3 separate regions of the Mus musculus genome follow, and all the other regions are linked to region 1. Evidence: chromatin loops called from intact Hi-C (ENCODE). Cell type or tissue: heart. All regions are shown on one strand.

Evidence for each region. Hi-C counts contacts between places; a loop is a spot of excess contacts. Peaks named below come from ENCODE experiments on the same cell type or tissue, not always from the same donor. Only the 100,000 strongest peaks of a DNase experiment are listed, where the experiment ranks them.
Region 2: it touches region 1 in a loop (6-fold over the local background); 16 of 42 quality-filtered maps call a loop at or near these places.
Region 3: a loop joins it to region 1, with 2.2 times the contacts of the local background. A loop is called at or near these places in 2 of 42 quality-filtered maps.

Annotation. Positions count from the first base shown.
Region 1 is chr2:143,059,949-143,067,948 of GRCm38, reverse strand. Snrpb2 (U2 small nuclear ribonucleoprotein B) reads right to left here and starts at 4,880. Exons shown (of 7, transcript NM_021335.3): 1 at 4,851-4,880; 2 at 3,319-3,407; 3 at 2,601-2,773. The coding sequence starts at 3,382. In heart, a CTCF peak has its summit at 4,899 (motif pointing right); a DNase peak (open chromatin) is centred at 4,998; H3K4me3 peaks cover 1,866 bases; H3K27ac peaks cover 1,212 bases.
Region 2 is chr2:142,898,110-142,906,109 of GRCm38, reverse strand. It overlaps Kif16b (kinesin family member 16B), which reads left to right and starts at 4,646. Exons shown (of 26, transcript NM_001081133.2): 1 at 4,646-4,785. The coding sequence starts at 4,739. Kif16bos (kinesin family member 16B, opposite strand) reads right to left here and starts at 3,145. Exons shown (of 2, transcript NR_131921.1): 1 at 2,869-3,145; 2 at 2,538-2,755. In heart, a CTCF peak has its summit at 3,089; DNase peaks (open chromatin) are centred at 3,019 and 4,489; H3K4me3 peaks cover 3,059 bases; H3K27ac peaks cover 2,715 bases.
Region 3 is chr2:142,871,591-142,879,590 of GRCm38, reverse strand. The region is part of intron 1 of Kif16b (kinesin family member 16B); the gene reads left to right. Among named protein-coding and RNA genes, the nearest start is that of Kif16b, 26 kb to the left of the region's middle. In heart, no CTCF peak of the experiment used is centred here; a DNase peak (open chromatin) is centred at 4,830.

The DNA.
Region 1 (8,000 bases):
CTTAGAATTTATTTCAAAAGAAAAGGTAAAGAGATACAGCTAAATAAGAGAGTAAAGACCAATCGCGTATAAAGCCCCAAGTTCAATTCCTGCCACTATCACAAAAACAAACAACCGAAAGCAACTAGACCAGCTTTCATGTGGTAAGGACAAGGCCAAGAAGCTGTATTACTACTTTTTTGTCTTAATAACTACAGAAATTTATCAATGAGTCACAAAAGGTCCAATATGTGTCAATCAGCTATGGAAAGTATCATGGTATTTGTTACTTCCAGTGGCTAAAATCCTGAGGTCTGTAAATGACTTTCCTTTGAACTTATCATTTTCAAATTATTCATTATTCATTTATCATTTTATGAATTCAGTAACTTAAACGGTAAAGTGGCTTGAGAGGAAATAGAGAGAGACACCGGCTGCTATGACTGGGCTTGGTCTTCCTATACCAGACAGAGTCAGCAAGATGAGGCCAGTGAGCACTGAAGCACACTGACCTTTGCTAAGGCTTTATTAAGTATATTGCACAGCCCCACAGCCCAGTGAGCGTCTAAGCGTGCGGACTCTGAAACAGTAGGTGTAGGTAAGGCTTCAGACGCTGTGCTTTTAGCGAGCACAAAGCGAATGATGACCAGCTTTGAGGAATGGGCCTTAGACAGACTAATAAATTTGCCACATGACTAAATTCACCACTGGTGAAATGGCCGAATATTTCTGCCAATAAACTGTGACTACCTCGGGTATAGCTGTCTGCAAACTGTAATTTCAATTCAACCAAGCACATCTCTGGAGCTCAAAGAGTCAGCATTTCTCTGATGACATCAAATCCTATAAAGTATGTTTATTCCAATACTACTGATCTTGGTCTGAAGAGAAGGTAAAGCATTTTCTTGTAGTGTGAACAGAAGGCAAGGCGCTCTTAAAACCACAAGGGATTCTTTCTTTCCCTCCTTCAGCTAGGAAAGAATACACCAGGGGAAGAAGAGGAAAGCAGGCTAGACCTGGTCTTCTACTGCAGCAGACGCCACACAGCTCTGCCAACCTTCCCCTCATTCTAATAGACAAGACCACTGAGAAGAATTCAGTTCTTAGTCTTCAATCTTGTCCCTGACCTGAAAAGACCTCGGGTACCGGACTTGTCTGACTTTATATCACAGTCACCTAAGAAAGTCTCAACAGCAGCTCTTACCAGGACGTAACGCAGCCTGTCCAGGGACAATTGGCACTATCCAGAGACACTGCAAGCTGAGGGACTTTTAGTATCTAGTGGGCAGAGGCCCAGGAATTATACTAAACACCCTGGTGAATAGCAAAGATTCCCAAACTGCCATTACTAAGAAACTCTGGTCCAAATGCCCAGGTAAAATAAAATATAATTCATCCCCTAAAAATAGCAAAGAACCAGAGTTACACTTATCCCCAACGCTCAGGACAGAGCTTCAGGACAACAGTTCTACTCTACTGAGGTAATTTTGTTTTGAATTAGAAACTGAAGCAATTTCTGCTCCCTTCTGATCTAATGCAAAAGCACCTAAATTCAAGGGAGGCAGCTCAAAGAATCTTGTTCATCCTGTCCAGATGCTGGAGAGCTGGCAGCTCCTGCTAACCTTCCTCAAGGCAGACTTTCAGTGTAAAATTAGACCAGCGCACATTTCCCATTGATTTCAAAAAGTGAGTTGGCAGGATGAGGCTAGTGCCAAACACAACAAACATTTCCTCCCTTCTTGTATCCAGCTAAGCAGGCATATACCAACTTGCCATTTCAATTCAGTCAAATTGTCTAAAATCCTATGCTCCAAGCACATGAGATCTAGACTATGTAAACACTTCACCTTCCTGACACCTGGGAACAGTGTGCTACAGCACAAGGGTCCAGACTGCTAGAGGGTTGGCTGGAGCACACCCACACCCACACCCACTCTCTTGCCTATGCACTGCTTTCCCTGATTTTCTTGCTCAGAGAAGAGCATCTGGCTAGTGAGGCCTGTGATCGCCCTGACCGTATTAGAAAGTATGTTCCCTCCCAGCATATAAAAAGCATGATGATGTTTTAAGATTAGTGTCCAAGTGCTGATGCTGCCACTGGCTACAGGAATAAACCCTAAATGAACAAGATTAGCCTCAGGCCCAATCTTTCTCTATGACATGCAGAGGCTAGACCAGAAGGCCAAATCCAGATCATGACCTGTTTTTGTGCAGCCTACGACTTACTAATTATTTGAACACAAATTTAAAAGGTTAAAAACACATCAATGAAACAATAAGTATCAGAAACTTTGTGTGTGTGGAAGCTTGAAGTGTCTACCTAGTCCTCTGGAGTTCCTGCTGATCCCCAGCTTAAGCCAAAGATTCAACTTGCTCAGACTGTAGTGGTGGTGGGCATGACAGAGGGACAAAATCTACCAATGCCAGAACCAGAATGAGGATTCAGATCTTCTAAACCATGGGCCTTGGCTTTCCTGAGACCTTGTTACATAATATCCCCCAAATTTCTCTAAACAAACAAACAAAACCAAAAAGCAATAGCTCGGCATTAACTCTACACTTAAGAAAGTCCACCGTAGCATCCAATAATGATTAAAGCAAAAATAACAGCGTTAGCTCACCATTGGTTTACCATAAAATGGAAATCCTTGTAACTGTCTCAAAGCATTTGTGGATGAACCCAGTTCCTTAAATATAACAAAAGCCTGTCCCCTCATCTTCATGGTCTTTAAAGCCACAATATCTACCACGTGTCCAAACTGAGAAAAAAGGGCATACAGGGATCTCTTCAATTCTGTTCAAATAAGAAAGAAAACATTTGTGAAGGAAACAATGATTAATTTCTTCATAAAATAACAATAACCATCTCTACCATTCATTTATTTATAGTGATTTAACAAAAAACCACTGTCCCATTGGCTAACCAATTTAAACAATTATTTGAAACCACTTGTAAGCTAACTTTAATATATATATACTAAACTTAATATATTATACACTATAGCTGTCTTCAAACACACCAGAAAAGGGATCAGATCCCATTACAGATGGTTGTGAGCCACCATGTGGCTTGGATTTGAACTCAGGACCTCTGGAAGAGCAGTCAGTGCTCTTAACCACTGAGCAACCTCTCCAGCGCCCCCCCCCCTTTGTGAGTTAAAACAATTCAAAGCACTTCAATCCCTGTATATTCTTATATTAAAAAACCTGAAAGGTGTGTAAAAATGGAATAAACCATTGTTGAGCACCAAGATGACTAGAGAAGAGATGGAGACCATTCTTAAGATACAACAAATAAGCACAGTTTGGTTGTAAAAAGGTGTTTTTAAAAGAACATACCTTCTTTTTTAATTTTGTCATTCATGTTGTTGATATAAATCGTGTGATTTGGTCTGATATCCATGTTTGGGTAGAACCCTTCCAATAGCCTAAAAGAAATAATAAATAATCAGTTATTAGCAAAGAGGGTTAAATCACGCAGGTGTACAGCATGACACAACTCTTAATCACCCCGCCCTACCTCCCACAGCCATCTCTTTTAGTCAAATGGAAAACAGCTCTCAAGATCAAACCTTGGAAGGACAATACCAAGGTTCTACAAATTGGTAGAATCTGTCAATACATAGGCAGATTTAAAAACATATTATTCAAGGTTATATACTTCTTTTATCCCCACTTAAATGATACTGTCCTTTCATCTACATAATGACATAACTTTCGAAAGTATATTTATTAATTCTTTGAGAATGTCATGTGTTTTGATCATATTCACCAGAAAATGGTTTTTCAGTAAAATGATTTGAACATTTTGTGAAAGATCAGTAAACACGCACCTAGTTTTAAAAAGTCATTGTAATAGAACAATACAAATTAAGACAGTTCATAGATGCACTCATGAATGTATTGATTTAAACGATTAGTGTGTGTGTGTGTGTTTGTTTACCTGTGCCATCGTGTATGTTGAGGTCAGAGAACGACCTCTCAGGGGCTTTCACTTCTGTCTCTTTCCCACTATGTGAGTCTCAAGAGTGGTCAAGGTTGACAGTTCAGAGCTCAGATTCTTGTATCAATAAGATACGGATTTAAGTTCTGTTTACGATTTTACAACCTACTTCGATGGGGGGCAAGTTCCTTAATGTCTCAAGTCCCCAGCTACAAATTATGGCTACTAACAGCACCTATAAAATGGAGCCTATAAAATTATGAGACAGATATGTATCAGTCTGCACCAGTTAGCATCTACAGTTACTATTTATTATCGATAGCTATCACTCGTTAAAGGACACAAGTGTCTTAACGTCACACAACAAGCTGCTCTGAACAACTTATAGGAAGGGCCTGTACTATGTAGGCAACGGATAATAGGTAACGTTTCTCACAGGCTTGCCTCTCTACATGGGAACCTGGAGAAGGGCTGGGACTCAAGAGAGGGACAAGAGCACAGGCTCTGGCATTAGCTCCTTTGGGCTGAAATAGTGCAAGGGCACCAGAAACCCAAAGGCTGCCGGGGAGAAGAGGCCGAGAGTGCACAGTGAACTGCACACCCTGCTCCTCCAAGCAAGTCACGGGCCATTCTCTCCCCCTGGGCTAATTCCTATGTGTCCGCTTGAGCCTCTTTACACACCGGCCAATCCACCCAACACCAGGGTCCTCTGACATTAAAAACCCAACCATCCTGCAGAGAACAGGCTGTGACGCCGGGCCTCATTCCGCCAGCCCTGGGGTCGCCGTCCCTTCCTCCTATACGTCCGCGGACCGAGGACCACGCAACCGACGACACCTTCGCCCTCGCCGGCTCAGTTACCGCGGACGGGGCGGATCCCGCCAAACCCTGAGACCAGCCACAGCGAAAAAGAACCCGAGAGACTCACCTGAAGCCGGCGCGGTCCGCTTGAAACTAATACCGGAAGAGCTTCCCCGCGCCGGAAGAGGGCGGCCAAACTCCTCAATCGAACTCAGAGAAGTCGAAGAGTCGAGCACCGATTCAATCGAGCCCTCCTCGCCCCGGCCGGCCAAGGCGGAATCTTTCTGCGCACGCGCATTCCTGTGGGCTAGGAAGTTTGTGGAAAGGGGGAGAACTGGAAGGGATCAAATTAGGACCCGGGGGCCAAGCTGTGGAGGCAGAGGAGGGAAGGGTAGGGGGTCGTTTCCCTTACTGCGACTTTGAAGCTTCCCAACTATAGGATGTGATACAATTTTACAGGAGCCTGTCTCCAGCCACAAGTTAGTCAAGCCTTTCTATGGGTCCTGGTCAACTTGACTTAACACCATTGTCAATCTCTAGTTGTCAATCTCCAGGAGTCTGAAAGAACACACCAGCCAGCACTCTATAGATTACGTCTTAGATGCAGCCCAGTCTTCGACCCCTGAACAAAGAGAATTTTAGTCGTTGATGGTACTCTCACCAGGCTTCAGGAGCGAGCAAACTAAAGAGCCTAAACTCACTTAGACACAGTTAACTCCCGCCCACTCCCCCACCCTCTCCTTTCCTCACAAAATGCTTGGATTTTTCTAGGCTAAAAATTGGGGTAAGGACCAAATTGGTTGATTTTACCAGCCTGAGGTTTCTAATTTTTGAAAGTCACATGAAGTTGCAGGATGGAAATAGTGTTTTGAGAGTAGTAATTTTATATGCTTTTTTCACTGAAGTGATTAGGAGAATGGCTTATACTCGATAAATATGATTCAGACGATTGAATGAAGTTCCGTGAAAATTAGGTCATAATAAAACAAGTGTGATATCCAGTGAAAATCCTGTAAATGTAGGAAATAATGTTAAACAACCACAGAAAAAGTGTTCTTTAATTACATAGATATGGAAACCAGTTTGGCTTTTATAAAAACAATATCGAGTATGTTCTTAGCAAAAGGGCATCAAGTAAATACGAAACACTTTCTAAGCAACAGAAGGTCTGAGCAGTTGATTAACTGTGCTTGGTGGTAATGAGAGCATTGGAATAAGCTATAACCTGCCTGTGTTATATACATTCATCTGGCCGAGAGAGAGTTCGTAGCTATTTTCAAAAAGCAAATTGATAAACATGCAAGGACACTCCACTTGGGAAAAAAATAAAGAGATTTAAAGAAATGCCATACCTATTCTATCAAAGCTTGAGTCTCAGCTACTATACCTTTTGCACAGCAAAGAAGAAATTGTCCGATGACAACTCAGTGTCAGTGGCTTCTATGCTCTTTTCCAGGTTCACTTATAAAGAATGAACACATTTTTATATCCATGAGTAATCCCTGCAAGCTTTTTTTTTTTCTTCTTGTCTGTATAGTCCTGGCTGTCCTGGAACTCACTTTGTAGACCAGGCTGGCCTCGAACTCAGAAATCCACCTGCCTCTGCCTCCCAAATGCTGGGATTAAAGACATGTACCACCACCACACCCGGCTCTCCCACTGCAAGCTTTCTTGAATGGGTCTTCATCGGTTTCTTGAATGACTGGGAAACTAAGACTTGAAATAGGATTTGGTAAGGAATGAAGGGGAAGAGGCTTTCCAGGTTGTTGCAGGATATTTGATCACACCGTGAACCCGGGGATTGTGTTGTTTATTGAGAGAAGCTATTTCTGCTTTGGTGTGACTCGGTTTTAGCACACACCTTTAATATCTCTGGCTGGAATACAGACTTGCCCTGAGTACACACCTTTAATCCCAAACAGTGAAGGTAATGTTAGTTGGTAGAAGGAGTCACCCGTTTGAAAATGGTGTGATGTCTGATTGAGTGGCAGACAAAGTTATGAATCAGGAGAAGATTTGACAGAATAGGATGTGGCCAACTTTCATAAGAGAGGAAAGAGAAGCTATTTAAGAGGGCAGTGCAGAAAGAGGGAGAGAGAGAGAGAGGGAGAGAGAGAGAGAGAGAGAGAGAGAGAGAGAGAGAGAGAGAGAGAGAGAGAGAGAAGAAGAAGGAGGAGGAGGAGGAGGAGGAGGAGGAGGAGGAGGAGGAGGAGGAGGAGGAGGAGGAGGAAGAGGCAGAAGAGGAGAAAGAGGAGAAAGAGGAGGAAGAGTCAGTTTTACCAGGAGAGATTTAAGAGACTTATTGAAGAGAGAATAAGCTAGACACAGGTAAAGTTAAATGAGAAAGACCCTGAATATTAGGACAGATTGCTAGAGTTAATTTGAGATCAAGCAGAGCAATTCAGGAGAGGTAGATAAGTAGATAGATAGATGGGTAGGTAGATAGATAGATAGATAGATAGATAGATAGATAGATAGATAGATAGATAGATAGATAGATAGAAGCAAGATTGAGGCAATAAGCCTCAGAGACAACAATTATAACAAGCAAATAAAAGATTCTGTTTTTTGTTTTTTTGTTTTTTGTTTTTTGAGAAATCTTGTAATCACCTGATTCTATATTTAAAGTGTTAGGGGGACAATAGCACCCAAACTCTGATCACATATGCATGTAGTGTAAAAAAAAATGGATGCATTATAAACAAATCTTCTATAAACTCTGACCTCTTGCTGGTCAAACTAGGAATTAGATGTCAAAAACTCACATTTTAAAACTAATAGAAGAGAATGTATGTTTCCCTGGAGTTCTGCTTGGTTTAGACTCATATTTTTGTTAGGCAGAAGATTTACTTTCCAGTAAAACAGGTTTTTTATCAAACTAAACCCAGAGGCAGCGTTAAACCCATCATATACAAGCTTCATGCATCTACTAACGATAAAATTTGTTTATTTTCAGGACATCAGAAAAATTACTACAACCAGTTGGGAATAAAACTGTGTGTCAAGACTCCTAAATTATAAAGATGGTGACTGCACTGTCTCTTAGTGGCTCTCAATTCACATATATTTTCTGTACTTTATCTGCACATGTTTTATGTTTCTCATTAAATGTTTCCCAGTATCTTGCAGCAGTGACTTTGGGAAAGGAATATGCTGAAAGGAAAAGGTACCATAAAACTATACTGGATATATTTTGTCTTATTTATACTAGATAGGACCAGAAAATGTATGGCAACTTGTTTGCATCTTTTTTTCCTCCCTACAGGTGGTAATTACA
Region 2 (8,000 bases), 160 kb after region 1:
AATACACTGTAGCTGTCTTCAGACACACCAGAAGAGAGCATCTGATTACATTACTGATGGTTGTGAGCCAACATGTGGTTGCTGGAATTTGAACTCAGGACCTCCAGAAGAGCAGTCAGTGCTCTTAACCACTTAGCCATCTCTCCTGCCTGGTTTGTTTCTTATTGTTGTGATAAAACAGCATGACCAAAAGGGTGTGTTCATCTTAAACTCTGAGTCACAGTCTATCATTAAGAGAATTGAGGGTGTTGGGCGGTAGAGGAGACACACACCTTTAATCCTAGCACTTCAGGCTGGGGCGGGTGGATCTCTATGAGTTCAGGTCCAGCCTGGAGTACATGCAAAGTTTCTATTTGTTTGTTTATTTATTTGTTTCTTTGTTTGGAACAGGGTTTTACAGTGTAGCCTTGGCTGGCCTGGAGTTCACTATGTAGATTAGGCTGGCCTTGAATTCCTAGAGATCCTCTTTCCTCTTCCTCCAGAGTTCCGGCCCTCATACTGCTTTTTTTGTTTGTTTGTTTTGTTTTGAGACAGGGTTTCTCTGTAGTCTTGACTGTCCTGGAACTCACTTTGTAGACCAGGCTGGCCTCGGACTCAGAAATCTGCCTGTCTCTGCCTCCCAAGTGCTGAGTTTAAAGGCATGCACCACCACTGCCCGGCTCATACTGCTTTCTTATATAATGAAGGACTACCTATCCCGGGTGACTCCACAGTGGGCTGAGTCTGTCCATATTAGTCAAGAAAATGCCCCACAGACTTGCCCACAGGCCAGTCTGATAAAAGTTTTCTTTTACTCCTAAGCTATGTTTAAATTTAAGGTTTTTTTTTTTTTTTTTTTTTTTTTAATCTAACCAGAACAACTCAACTAAATTCAACTTCAGCTTCTCCTGTAAGACATCCCTCAAAGGAGATATTAAGCATACTTTTGTGGCCGGGCAGTGGTGGCACATGCCTTTAATCCCAGCACTTGGGAGGCTGAGGCAGGCAGATTTCTGAGTTCGAGGCCAGCCTGGTCTACAGAGTGAGTTCCAGGACAGCCAGGGCTACACAGAGAAGCCCTGTCTCAAAAACCAAAACAAAACAAAAAACCCAAAACAACAACAACAACAACAACAAAAGCATACCTACCGTGTGAATAATGCTTATAGTACTTATGTATCACTTATTACATAAAGGTGTTTATGAGATGTCAGTTATGTCTTAAGACCCAATTTAAATATGTTTATCAAAGTTGTAAAAATGTCCTATTTGTGAAAGAGTAAGTCAATTTTACTCTCTAGAGTCTAGAAAAAGAATAAAGTATAGCTAATGGGTCCATAGTATTTTCCTTCTGATGAGGCTTTTCCCAGATGATTTAAATGCTTTGAAGTGAAATCAACATAGTGTTTTGGGTTTTCTCACTTTGTACTGAAGTTGTTAAGACTTAGGGACTGTAAATCACCAATACCTATTTGGAAATGATAAGGTCGCTTAAGAACCAGCAAGAAGGGGCTGGCGAGATGGCTCAGTGGGTAAGAGCACTGACTGCCCTTCTGAAGGTCCTGAATTCAAATCCCAGCAACCCCATGGTGGCTCACAACCACCCATAATGAGATCTGGTGCATTTGAAGATAGCTACAGTGTATTATTATAATAATAAATAAATCTTAAAAAAAAAGGACCAGCAAGAAATTCAACAATAAATGAAGTTCAGAATGTTACTGCAAAACAGTCACCTCCTGCCTACACACACACACACACACACACACACACACACGCCTTTACATATTCATGCCTGACTTACTTTTGAATGTGTGTGTGTAGTGTGCACCTGTGCTGGCAGAGGCTGGGAAAGAACATTCGATCACCTAGAGTTACAGATGGTTGTAAACTGCCCGATGTAGGAGCGGAGAACGGAGTCCCCATCCTCTGCAAAAGCATCAAGTGCTCTTAACTGGCAAGAGTCATCGCTCCAGCCCCAGAATAACTGTTTTACATCCATCATGTAAACGATATGAGATCCAAAACAAAAACCAATGTTTCTGAACAAGAACCACAGTATAGAAAATAAATATAATGAAGTTATGTGTCCTTTTGTTAAATAACAAGTTATAGTATCAGCTTCACAACTGGCCTAATTTCAAAGTCAAAATAAAAAAGGAAGAACAATCTGAGAGAGCTGCAACAGTCCCTAAATATCTGTGATTTCCAGTATCATCAAAATTTCAGATGTTACTACAGCTGCACATTTTATTTTAATTAGAGGAGACTATATAGAGGTAATCCCCCCCCCCCCATACACGTTCAGGAGCTTTAAGAGACTTTATTTGGTGATTCTTCTGAGTAACAGTTCTCCTGGCAGTTGTCCTTACCAAACTGATGCTGTGCTTAGCAGTTAGTCAATGGGGAGCCTCACGCGGGGAGCCTCACACTTGACTTCCGGAGGAAGCTTCTGTGCAGGTTAAGTCCTGGAAGACTTTAAAAAGTCTAAAATTTCTAAAGACAGAAACAAATGAAAGGGGTACCAGAGATTCATTGGAATTTGAGAAGATGAGCAAGCCCTTAAAAACCTTCCTGTTTATTCATTTTTCTTGGTGCAGAGAGTAAATTAATCAAGGGGTGGCTGTTCAGTCATTTCTCTGGCGAGAAACCTCGCTGCTTCTAGTTTAAAATCCGCAGGCTTGCTGTTCGTGTTCCGTGGGCCGCAGCACTTTGTCGGTTGTGTCAAATCGCAAGGTGGTGTTGGAATCAGAGGATTATGTACACGTGTAGGCTGCTGGAAATTATGGATAGAATGGCCTGCATAAGCCCAAACTGGACAAGCAAAACCTCCAGGAACAGGAACTCACATTAACAAGTGATTTGCAGTTGAGTGCAGAATTCGCACACCTGTTCTTGGTTGTCTTGGTTGCTCTCAGCGACTCTACAGCTGGTAGGGTGTTGAAGCCCTGCCCGCCCGAGAGCGCACCCTACACAGTTTGTCCCCAAGCAGCTCCCATATACGGCGGGCTCCGCCCCTGCCCGTGGCTGCCACAGCCGGGTGCAGCCTGGCTGGCGGCTGTGCCTGGACCCGCCCGCTGCTTCTGCTATTGCGCATGCGCCCCATTTTCAACCCTCCGAGTTTTCCCGCCCTTGATTGGCTGACTCTGCGCCCATTTCTAAACTTGTAAGCGCCTTAGTCCAGGCTTTGTAGGACTCCGAACAAAGGGGACGTTCTGATTCTACCCTACCTTGAAGGGTTCTAGGAAAGCTGAGATGAGGACTCCTGGTACTAGTGGACCACACATTGGCCGTCGTATTATTTCACTTAGTCTATTATTAAACCCTTGGAGTTCCAGTTTAGCAGGCGAGGCAGACTGGAAGACTCAAAGCTAGTATTGGAGTTCGAGCCAAAAACCCGGGAGACTTTTTCGGCTCCCCTCAGGGACTTAAGCAGCATCACATCTAAGCTTTCTAGAGACCATTTGAACCGAAGTCATCTGCCCGGGAGTGAAATAATAGCGGGGATATGCTGGTCTTGAGGACAGAATGTTCCATTGTGGTCGTTAGAGACCTCGAGGGTGAGGAGGAGCAAGTCAGTAGGCTTGCTTTATACTCCATCAGCAAGTGCAAAGGCAGGAGATCAGGGTCCAGGAGGAAGGCTGGTCTGTAAGTTTTGAGCGACCCTGACTGGGGCAGGAGGAAGATAGTTGATACTGGAGTTTTTGTGTCCAGCAGGTGACTTACAGGTGAAGGCATAGGGTTAACTGAATGAATTTACAGGGAGATAGCCCGGTAAGAAATCACTGATGCCAGGGGCTTTAGCTCATAAAAAAAAAGGGAAGAATAAGAAGAAGAAGGAGAAGGAGAAGGAGGAGAAGGAGGAGAAGGAGGAGGAGGAGGAGGAGGAGGAGGAGGAGGAGGAGGAGGAGGAGGAGGAGGAGAAGGAGAAGAAGAAGAAGAAGAAGAAGAAGAAGAAGAAGAAGAAGAAGAAGAAGAAGAAGAAGAAGAAGAAGAAGAAGAAGAAGAAGAAAGAAAGAAAGAAAGAAGAAAGCGGGTGTCCTCACTTTTGATCCAATGACTAAAGTTAAATTGCTAAACTGTCCCCAAAATGCAAAAACTCCCTTTAGATATGATTCCAACCAATATAACGACATTTCTATCTGCCTAAAAAAATCCTCGATCCTTTGTTTTCTTGGTACCCTAAATTTTGTGGTTCAGAACACATGCTTAGAACTCTTTGAAGAAACAGAGCAGTCCCTCAGAGTTCTCCACGACCTTTCGCTTCTCAACAAGACAGATGAGTTGACGAGCACGGGCCGTATAAAGTCAGGACCATGTTATTGGTTGCAATGCTCGTTTTCGGTAGTCCATTCCTCGGTTTCCTTGAGAATGCTCTAAATGCAGTGATCGTCCTGGGCCTGACTGGGTTTGACTTTCCGAGTTAGAGACAGCACAGCCGGTTGCCATTGACTTCGAGGTGGGGCTGCGCTGGGGCGTGGCCACCGAAGAGGCGGGGCCCAGACTTCCGGGCCCCGCCCCTTCGCGCCGTAGGCAGCTGCCAAACCCCGGTGCGTGGATCACGCGGGCCGGAGCCGCTCTGGGCATGCTCAGTGGCCTGGCAGGTGTGGCCGCCTAGCAACTCCAGGTCGGCCCTAGCCGAGGGGCGGGTGAGAGGGAAGTGGGCGGGGGCGCGGGCACGGGCACAGTCGCTGGAGTGGCCGGCGGCCGCGGGGCGCAGGCCTGTTGGAAGCCCCCGCGGGCCGGGCCGGGATGAGCTATGGCATCGGTCAAGGTGGCCGTGAGAGTCCGGCCCATGAATCGCAGGTGAGTGGGGCCTCCCGCCCCCCACCCTCGCCACACCCCAACCCCGGGCAGCCCCGCTCAGAGGCCGGTCTGGATTGAAAGGGACAAACCCCTGACCCACCTGGCCGTGCCAGTGGCCTTGGCGGTCCTGAAGGGCAAAGCTCTCCCGCGTTGAAGGGGACTCTGAGGGGAAGTGTCCGCGAGGCCGGGGAGATTTCCATGTACAGTCCCCATCCCAGAACGTGAGGCTCTCTTGCTCGCCCTTTAAAAAAAAAACACCAAGGAACCACGTTGGTGAAGTGAAATACTTGGGGGCGATCATGGAAGTGTGAGGGGTTCCCCGAGCTGTCAGACACACGCTCACTTGTGCCAACTCCAAAGTCTCTGTTAATCATGTTACCTTCTAATCTGGAGAGAATTTTCAGGTCCTTGAACGTGAACCCATCGTCTAAACAGAAAGTTAGCAGTTCATAAGTTAAGGTTTACATGGGGGATGAGGAAACTTCAACAAAGTTTTGACTCCTCGAAAGGAGAGTTACGTACGTGCACGTGTTTGACTCAAGTTAAGGGGGCACAAAGTGAGAACACACTTAGTGTGTAACCTCTTATATTTTTCCTACAAAGTAGTGCCTTGCATCGTGACTCTCCTCTCCTCATTGACTGAAAACCATTTTCAGCGACTTCCTCATCAGTTCAGAAAGAAGCTTTGAGAAAGTTAACTTTTGAGAAGGTTAAATGGGCTTAACCAGAGAATGACGTGCATATAAGTGAATGCCCTCCAAGTTGACGGGCGTAGGGCACACAAAGCAGTTCGTGTTTATTGCTGTTTCAGTTCTTGGACATTTGACTTGCCATATGGCTGTTCTCCCTTAGTCATGCTGTCTACTTCAGGAGGTCAGTGTTTGTTGGTTCTGACAGCCAGTTAGGGCAGCAGATTTTACTGGACTCTCCTGAGTCTATTTTTTTTTTTTTTTTTTTATCTTCAAGTAGAAGAACCATTATCATGCTGTAGATCCATAAATACCAGTGCTTTTGAAAGTCAGTGCATTTTGTGTGTGATTTTCAAATTACCTCTAAAACTTTTTAGGGAGTTTGACTTGTGTGTGTGAGTGAGTGAGTGTGTGTGTGTGTGTGTGTGTGTGTGTGTGAGTCTCAGGAGAATATTTGTTTCTTCACATACCCAATCAATACAAGATAAATAGACCCCTGGAGTCTTTTAAATGTTTTGTTTCTATTTTTAAGCATTTATATTATAAAAGGTTTTGTTTGTTTGTTTGGTTTTATTTATTTGCTTATTTATTTGTTTTTGGTTTTTTGAGACAAGGTTTCTCTGTGTAGCCCTGGCTGTCCTGAAACTCACTCTGTAGACCAGGCTGGCCTCAAACTCAGAAATCTGCCTGCCTCTGCTTCCCTAGTGCTGGGATTAAAGGCATGCGCCACCACTGCCCGGCAAGAGTTTTTTTTGTTTGTTTGTTTGTTTGTTTGTTTGTTTGTTTTTTTTCGAGACGGTTTCTCTGTGTAGCCCTGGCTGTCCTGGAACTCACTTTGTAGACCAGGCTGGCCTCGAACTCAGAAATCCGCCTGCCTCTGCCTCCCGAGTGTTGGGATTAAAGGCGTGTGCCACCACGCCCATCGAGTTCTCTTTTTGAACAATGTGAACATATGCTAGAAAATAGTATCAGATAACTTTAGAAAACACTTACTAAATATGGGTAGATGTAAGTGTCTTTTAGGAGTGTAGTGTCTAATGAGGGAAGGATGATGAAATTCATCAGTCTGGACTTTGTAGAAGGGGTGCTGTGTGTTCAGGGCCTTGTCAGAATAGGCCTCGAGTCCAGGCCCGTGGAGGCAGAAAACCATTACAGAAGCCTTATGATTTGAGTAGGCAGGCAGGTAGGATCTGTGCCCAGCAAGTAATGCTGGTGACATCAGGATTGGGACAAAAGCTAAGGAAGCAGTGATCTGGACAAGGGGTGGAGATGGGAAGGTGGATTGGATACACCAAGACAGTTTCCTGGTATCTTGGTAAAATTTGGTGACTTACTGCATGGGAAGGAGCAGGAATAGGGAGACTCCGAGAGTCATTAGCTTAAGTGGTCAAAGAGCTGGAAAGATTTGAGGAGAGGACATAATGAAGTTGAGAGCATCCTTAGCCATTCCAGTGTTCATGAAGTGCAGGAAGTATGAGTTACCAACTCAGCGTTTAGACAGTGAGTGTTGCATGCTTGTTTAATTTGAATCTTTGAATCATGTTTCTGTTCCGGGTGGTTGGTTGGAATCCTGGTTAAGTCTTGATACTTCTATGATTATCATGTGGAAATCTATCTATACAGGAGAATGGGAGTCAGGGATTGGATGGCTGGATATGTCTGTCCTTAGGATTCCAAGTAGAAGAAGGGCTTGCTGTCATGGAAATGAGCCAGAGTCCCTGTAGGCTGTAGTGGCTGTTGGTATCAAATGTTACTAAGATGAAGGCGGTTCTTGGTCAAAGAGGTGAGGATACTGGTAACTATCCTGAGAGTAGTTTCTGGAGCCAGTTATCCAGAAAATGGCAGTGAAGTAGAGACACGCTAATGGCAACTTAAAGCATGTGACCTAATTCCTAAGTCCTGCAAGGTATCATGGTGATTGGAAGTAACTGTTTTTACCCCTGCTCGGGGAACTTCATCTGTCAAAATTTAATATATGCATCAGGTTAATATATATCTACCAAGATGTGTTTATAAGGATGGTGTTGCTTTGTTGTAACAATACCTATAAAAAACCCAAATAAACCATAGATGACCAGAACATAGAAACACTGGAGATTTGTCAAAACTGTAACTGAAGTCATTCTATGTAGCATATAAAAATTGTGGGTTCACTGTAAATGAGCCATCTCCAAGTTAGGAGACTTATGAAAGCAAGATACACATATACACACATATAGTAGGCTGGAGTGTATGTACATATGTGTGAGAAAACTACTGAGACCCTGCTCTGCCTGTCTAGAGCAGTTTATAAACACCTGGCAGAGGTGCCTCTGTGTAGGAAGATAGATAGCAAGGATGGAAAGTTTTTCTTCCTCTTTTACTATTTGAATTGTCATATTTATGTATAATTGTACAATTAATGATTGAAAACTTGGTTCTGTGATTTTTAAAAGCTACTTAGAGCTATTGTCTCTAGCTGGGAAGAGTTTTGTATAATTGCACAATTAATGATTAAAAACTTGGTTGTGTGAATATTTTTAAAAA
Region 3 (8,000 bases), 190 kb after region 1:
GCGTATTCCTGTGCACGACAGAGTTGGAGAAGTGGGTAGAAATCCTTGCTGCTGTTTTGTTTTCTGGGTGAGTGCCACATACGGTTTTCTTTGGATATGGGTCGGCTTTGGGCTGTGCTCAGTAGTCTCAGTGCTCTCCTTGAGAGAGGCCCTGACATTGACTAGGTATGTGGCAGCTCCTGCTTTAGTCTTTAGTTCCTCTGGCCAGTGGTCTACTCAGGACTGGCATTCCCTCAGGGGATCCATACAGTCTGGAAGGAACGAGGCCGGCAGAGAGGTGTTTTTATCAAGTAGTACCTGTTCAGGCTGAGGAAGGCAGCTGGCTGCTTTGGAGTGCAAAGACTGTTCCTTTCCGGAACTTTCTAGTGACCTGCTCTTTGGTATAGAATCATGATCACATTTCGGTTTTGGATCGACTTTGCCTTACCGACCACCCCCCACCTCCAACCACACCCTCCTCAAAAAAACAAAAATAAAAAAACAAAAAACAGAAACAAAAAAAACCCCCAAAAAAACAAAAGCCAGGCTCTCTTTAGTTTAGCTTCCCAGACCTGGGGTGCGGTGAGATTCATCCAACCCCTAAGCTGACTTTGCTTTTATGGGCTGTCTGCTAGTGCCCATGCTGAGTCATGTGGGCTCTAGAAGGGCACACATCTTAAATGATATCCTTCCAACCCCACAGAGCCCTGAAAATGGGAAGCATGAATTTGTCCATTGCTCTATTCCTGCCTCTGGCTATTGTGACTTTCTGTGAAATGAGTGGGCATTAGGGCTCACCCTGGGAAGTGGCAGAGGACAAAACTACACGCCCTGCTCTTCACACCACAAATACAGAATGACCAGATGTAATGACCAGATGTAATTTCCAAATTTTCAAAAAGTGAAAGAATCTTGATGTTGCTGATAATCTTTTTATGAACTGTGGCTTCTCAAGTGTGAATGAAGACGGAGCTTTTCATACGGAGAATTTCTGAAGCTTTTTATAAATCAGCTATATAACTTCACTTTTGTAAGATCTGGGGAAAAATGTATAATATGTTTTTTATATAACCTCCATTTTAACCCTTTTAGGGAAAAGGTTGGGAAAGGTTGTGATAAAATAAATCTCCCATTTGGCATGAGAGCTCCTAGTGGGCAGGGCAGGGCAGGTCAGGTCAGGTCAGGTCAGGTCAGGTCAGGGCAGGGCAGGGCAGGGCAGGGCAGGACAGGGTTTTTTGTTTGTTTGCTTTGTTTTTTTGTATATGCTAGAATATCTATAGAGGCTCAGTTGTTATGGACACATAGTAGAAAAGAAATATTTGTGGAGTAAATAGATGGATCTTGATTTAATGATAGCAATCAGCATTGGTTCTTAATGATGTTTGTAAGCTGCCAGTGAGTAAATGTATATCACTAGCTCTTTTAAATTCCCCTTTGCCAAGGAGTTGGCTGGCTGTGTGTTTTGGGGAAACATGCTACAGAAGAGTGGACATATGTACTTCCTTGCCTTACCCCGTCTTTCCCTACCTTCGCTCTTTTGAGGTACTGTCTTCATAGGCCAGGCTAGCCTCCCATTGGCTGAACAGCAGGGGATGTCCTTGAACTCTTGGTTCTCCTCCCTGGATCTCACAAGTGCTGAGATGATAGGCCTGCCTTATCACACTGCTTGGACCTCCATGTTTGTTGCTTTCTGTGGCTTCAGAGGAGACAGAAGGTTCCTTATGCTTAGTGTCAGTGTCGGGTTCACAGTGCTCATCTCTAGGAAGATGAAGAGTTTTGTTCCTGTTCTTTGGAATCAAAGTCTGCCACGGTAACTGATCCTTGTGAGGGAAATTCATCTGCATTTAACGGTTTAAATGGATACTGAATTTGGGAACGCAGTGATCATGCTTGAGTTCACAAATAATACCTTGTTTTCAGTTAGCTGCCTCATTCATTCTTTTATTCCATCACAGCTTCCTTCTTCTGTAGCAGTGGGGATGTTTCCTACAACCCCCTAGCTGATTTCTGAGATGGACGATGGTCCCATCTTATGTATGCGGTGTCTTTTTCTGTACATACATACATATCTGTCATAAAGCTTAACTTACAAAGTAAGCCCAGTAACAAATTCAAAGCAACAGCTGGTACTACAAAAGAGTGCAGTTAAAATGACATACTCCAGTAAAAGTTATGTGACTGTGCTCTTCCCTGAAAGAAACAAGGCATGCACCGCTGTATATGTAGACTGCAGTCCAGTCCAGTTCGAAGATGAAGGTGAAGGTCACACTCATTCATCCAGATGTTTGCACTATATGAAGACAGTGCAAGGTAGGAATTATGACATGTATTAAAAAATAGACCACCATGCCTCACCCAGGGAAGTTTCCAGATAGATATGGAAAACAAATGTATAATCACCCCATAATCAACAGGTCTAATGTGTTAGTGCTGTGGCACATTCTAGAACCTCACATGGAAGATACTGGCTGTGGAAGTCAAGTTGCATCAAGGAAGCGCACTGAGAACAGACACTTTAATGTTTTTTCTTTCTAGAATTGGCTGGTGGTTTGGGCCACATTAAGATGACGTGAGACACCTGTCTAGTACACAGAACAGCCAAGATGTTGCAGAGAAGTAGATAGGCTCAGCAAGGTCTCAGGGTCATTGAGGAGGACATGGCAGATCAGCTAGGGCAGCGTGTTCTAAAGCCAAGTGTCCCAGCTGACTGACTAATCAGCTAGCCTCCCAGGTCTCTGAGTAGGACAGACGTATTTTTTAGTCTGTGTTATGGTTGTACAGATGACTCTGCTGATTGTCAGGCCCAGGGCACAGGAGGTTTGGACCCTGTAACCATAAACACTCTCCAACCCCTCCTGCATGCTCTGTGGAGACCTTTGCTCACCTCTAAGCCACCTCTTGGAGAGCTCTCTGTGGCCTTCTTATCTCTCTACACTAAATATTTGTGGAATGAATGAGTGTTAATTTCTCCACAAAATCCCAGCTAAAAGTTTATGTGGTTCCTTTCTGTTCCTCTTAAGTAAGGATCCTGTATATCTTAAGAAGATCCACTTTGTACCATTAGCTGTTCATTCCACTGAAGATGAGGATGGTAGTTTGACAAAGAGAAGCCTATCTGTGCCGGGTGTGGTGGCGCACACCTTTAATCCCAGTACTTGGGAGGCAGAGGCATTCAAATTTCTGAGTTCCATCCTAGCCTGGTCTACAAAGTGAGTTCCAGGACAGCCAGGGCTATACAGAGAAACCCTGTCTCAAAAAGAGAGAGAGAGAGAGAGAGAGAGAGAGAGAGAGAGAGAGAGAGAGAGAGAGAAAGAGAAAGAAGCCTATCTGTATCCTTGCTCAGTGACCCCAGCTCAGATCTGTCAGCTGGGGAGTCTGGGTGCTTGCTTTGCCGGCATGAGTGCACAAGCTTGCTTCTGAGGGTAATTGGGGTGGGGGAGACACTGTGCTGGATGTCTGTCCTCATTCTTCCTAGCCAGGCCTGGCTGCCAGCCGCTTGACTCAGGCAGTCGTCTCCCTGCTGCGTGCCTGTGCTCAGGGCCACTCTGAGGGCCACTCAGAGTCCTGCAGCTGTACATGGGGTAGGCCCAGGCAGTGCTTAGGGCTCTGGTGCACCCTACTTATAGTGTCTGATCCCTTTCTCTCTCATCCCCCTCCCCTCCTTTTTTTCTTGTTGTTTATCTTGAGAGAGTAAACTGATGAAGAGATTTGCTAGCCTTCCTCAAAGTGGCCGCTTTCTAGGATCCTAACCTGTTACCTATAACAGTTGGCTTTTGGCCTAATTGGGTTTTTGACACCCTCCCTGGGTCAGGCAAGGTGATAAGTCTCAGGCTTTACAGCCGGGCCTGCTATAGCTCATCTCAGTTGTGGCTCTATTACTGTCTGTAATGTCCATGATGCAGTGATAGTGCCTTTGTCCTTCACGCTTGCATGGGGTGGCCTTCAGGGAACGGAGGGGAGGTGCCACCTCTTCTTTACTGCTACCATCTGAGGCTGGCATTATGTGCAGGTCCTGGTGCTGTGACTTAGCTGGTCCTTGTGTGGTGAGGTGAATCCTGAGAATCAAATAGAAACCAGGGTAATCACCTGAAAATCCCACTTTAGGGCTTTCTCAAATCTGTTTGTTTTGTTTTTCATTTTGTTTTGTATGTGAGACAGAGTTTTAATATGTTGCCCAAGCTGACCTTGAATTTACATCTTCCTGCCTCAGCCTCCTGTGTTCTTGGATCACAGGCATGGCTAACCACACTGGGCTTCGTCTGATTTCATGGAGAGCAGAGAGTAAGAGCTGCCATCAATTCCTGACTATGCACTATTTTCTTACTTTGTTCCAAGTGTTCAGGATCAGCCATAAGGCAGGTACAGCAGAAGAAGAGGGCGCTGCAGGGAGCTGGCATGTGCTCCTGGAACTTCTGCTCTTTCTTTGGGTATCCAGGATGTCTGTTCATCTACCTTTGTGGCTTGGGCTGTAGGTGGGCATTGGGGTCTGTGTGCCTCTCAGTGTGGCGAAGCCTGAGGAGTGTGGTCTCCTGAGTGAGTCTGTTCTTGGGTTAGGGGAGTACTTGTGGAAGCTGTTTGTTTATCTGAAATTCAACATGATCAGACAACATGTATTTTATTTGGAGCTCTCAATTACAAAGGAGAAGCACAGCTGAGTAGAGGCAGGTCACTGAGGGACTGCCTAAGGAGCATTCCTGGTGAACAGAAGGGTATTATCGGGGTAACTTTGATTCTTGGGTGTCACTTTGCATGGTGGAAGCTATGAGGGTAGAGAAGGGCAGAGGCCAATCTAGACTACACCAGACAGTGAGCCAGGGCATAATGACCTGTGGATTGCAAGGCCAGCCATTGTCTTCTGTGTGGCCAGGTGCCAGGAGTGGAGGCTGAGTCAGATAGGAACTTGTCCTGAAGCAGGAGGAAGCACACAGTGTTTTGGAGCAGGGGGCGACTGTCTTTTAATTAACTACATTGATTTTAATTATGAAAGTCATATCAAATCATGCTAAAACAGTTCCAGCAGTGAAGTGTTTAAGTTCATTTTCTTGTCCCCTGAGGCCCTGCTTATTATTCTTTGCAAAGGTCCCAGGCAAACAGCTTTCTGCTTATTCTCTCAGAAATGTGTTGTGCATATGGAAGCATTGCTATACATATTCTTTTGGCTCGGTTGAAGTGCAACCATGGTGGCCATTGGCAAGCTCTTTTATTGCCTGCTCTTTCTGTCACAGTGTCCCTTGAGCTTTTTTCCATTATTCTGTAAATGGAGCTTGTATATTCTTTTTAAAATTACATTTTTGAAAAATTGTTGCTGTTGAGTATTCTACAACTAAAATGAAGTCAGTGAATACTAGTATGAGTCTTGGCCAGGTGAAAGAAGAGGGATTCATTTTGCTTTAGAATAAACTAGTAAGGATTGCCCAAGGGAGGGGTTCAGTTTGAAGGGTACAGGATCCTTTTGTCTGGCTGTGTTACCGAGTAACCAAACAGTCTTAGCAGAATGGATGGGATCATTTAGCAGAATTGCTGAGTAATTTAAAAATATTAAAAAGTATCTGTCATAGGTTTTTTTTTCCTTAGTAATTTGCAGTTTCCTGCCCACCTGTATGAGAGCTGGCATTTTTACCTCTTTCCTTGACTGGATATTTTGAACTTTTCTCATTCCTTTCTGGCTCACCCCTCCAGTATTGATCTATAACTCAGCATACTTGCTGTAGCTGGCTCATTTGTAACATCACATGATCTAGTTTCCAGACCTTTCAGATAAATTACTTATTTATATGAAGGGGCTGTAATTGACTTTTCGGTTGAGAAGCCCAATTCACCAGAGTGGCCAGGGAGAGACATAGTTCATTTTACTCTATTATCAAATCAATGTTCAAATGATATTTTAGGATTATTTATTTTCCTCAATATAAGAAAAATGTCAAGATTTATTTCCCATGTTTCTTAAATGTCAGAGGAAATTGACCTGAGGCTGGAGAACTCTCAGTGCCTGGTCTTTGGCGATGCTGGGTAAGAATTGAGAAACAGAGCACTCAGTGCATATTGTGAATTATGCTTTTGTGCCTGGTGCACCTGGTATGGCTGTGCAGGAAGCTGGGTCCTTGCTTTTCTGGACTAGCTGGAGAGATCACTTTAGCAGAGATGAGGCCTGTGGGAGTGGGTGAGCCCATTAGGGTTTTCTTTTTTTTGGGGGGGTTTTTCAGGACAGGGTTTTCTCTGTGTAGCCCTGGCTGTCCTGGAACTCACTTTGTAGACCAGGCTGGCCTCGAACTCAGAGATCCACCTGCCTCTGCCTCCCGAGTGCTGGGATTAAAGGCGTGTGCCACCACTGCCTGGCACCCTTTATGTTTAAGAAGGTTGTTTTTGAAAGTTGAGTAGGAAGAGCTGGTTAGACTAGACCCTAGACAAGCTTTGTGTGACAAATAGGAAGGTGTCAGTTCTGTGGAAAGAGAAGACTCAGGAAGAGTGTGGGGTAGGGAGATCAGGATGGGCGTGTTTAAGTAGGCCGTGGTGAGAGCTGCCCATGTAGTAATTCAGTCAGCTATCCTAGCAGATAGAACAACTGTTTCTGGTGACATCTGAACTACAGGCTCCGGAGGAGAGTGTGAACTCAGTTTGAACTCAGGCTTTACACTTAAGGAGCTGACTGTCAGGTGGACCAATGGAACAGAATTGAAGACCCAGAAATGAACCCACGCACCTATGGTCACTTGATCTTTGAAAAGGGAGCTAAAACCATCCAGTGGAAAAAAGACAGCATTTTCTACAACATCCTTAATCATCAGGGAAATGCAAATCAAAACAACCCTGAGATTCCACCTCACATCAGTCAGAATGGCTAAGATCAAAAATTCAGGTGTCAGCAGATGCTGGCAAGGATGTGGAAATAGAGGAACACTCCTCCATTGCTGGTGGGATTGCAGGCTTTTACAACCACTCTGGAAATCAGTCTGGCGGTTCCTCAGAAAATCGAACATAGTACTACTGGAAGATCCAGCAATTTCTCTCCTGGGCATATACCTAGAAGATGTTCCAAATTGTAATAAGGACACATGCTCCAGTATGTTCATAGCAGCCTTATTTATAATAGCCAGAAGCTGGAAAGAACCCAGATGTCCCTCAACAGAGGAATGGATACAGAAAATGTGGTACATTTACACAATGGAGTACTACTCAGCTATTAAAAACAATGAATTTATGAAATTCTTGGGCAGTCACAAAAAATGTCACTTGATATGCACTCACTGGTAAGTGGATATTAGCCCAGAAACTTAGAATACCCAAGATACAATTTGCAAAACACAAGAAAATCAAGAAGAAGGAAGACCAATGTGTGGATACTTCATTCCTCCCTAGAATAGGGAACAAAATACTCATGGAAGGAGTTACAGAGACAACATTTGGAGCTAAGATGAAAGGATGGACCATCCAGAGACTGCCCCACCCAGGGATCCATCCCATAATCAGCCACCGAACGCAGATACTATTGCACATGCCAACAAGATTTTGCTGAAAGGGTCCTGATCTAGCTGTCTCGTGTGAGGCTATGCCAGTGCCTGGCAAATACAAAAGGGAATGCTCACAGTCATCTACTGGATGGAACACAGGGCCCCCAATGGAGGAGCTAGAGAAAGTACCCAAGGAGCTGAAGGGGTCTGCAACCTATAGGCGGAACAACAATATGAACTAACCAGTACCCCCAGAGCTCGTGTCTCTAGCTGCATATGTAGCAGAAGATGGCCTAGTCGGCTATCATTGGGAAGAGAGGCCCCTAGGTCTTGCAAACTTTATATGCCCCAGTACAGAGGTACGCCAGGGCCAAGAAGCTGGAGTGGGTAGGTAGGGGAGTAGGGAGGAGGAGGGTATGGGGGACTTTTGGGATAGCATTTGAAATGTAAATGAAGAAAATATCTTAAAAAAAAAAAGGAGTTGACTGTCTACTGGACAAGATAGTCAGAGGGTAACCAAGGCAAGGACAGAGCAGAGGGCTCCAGGAAGCTGTATGGAGAGTGGGTGCATCC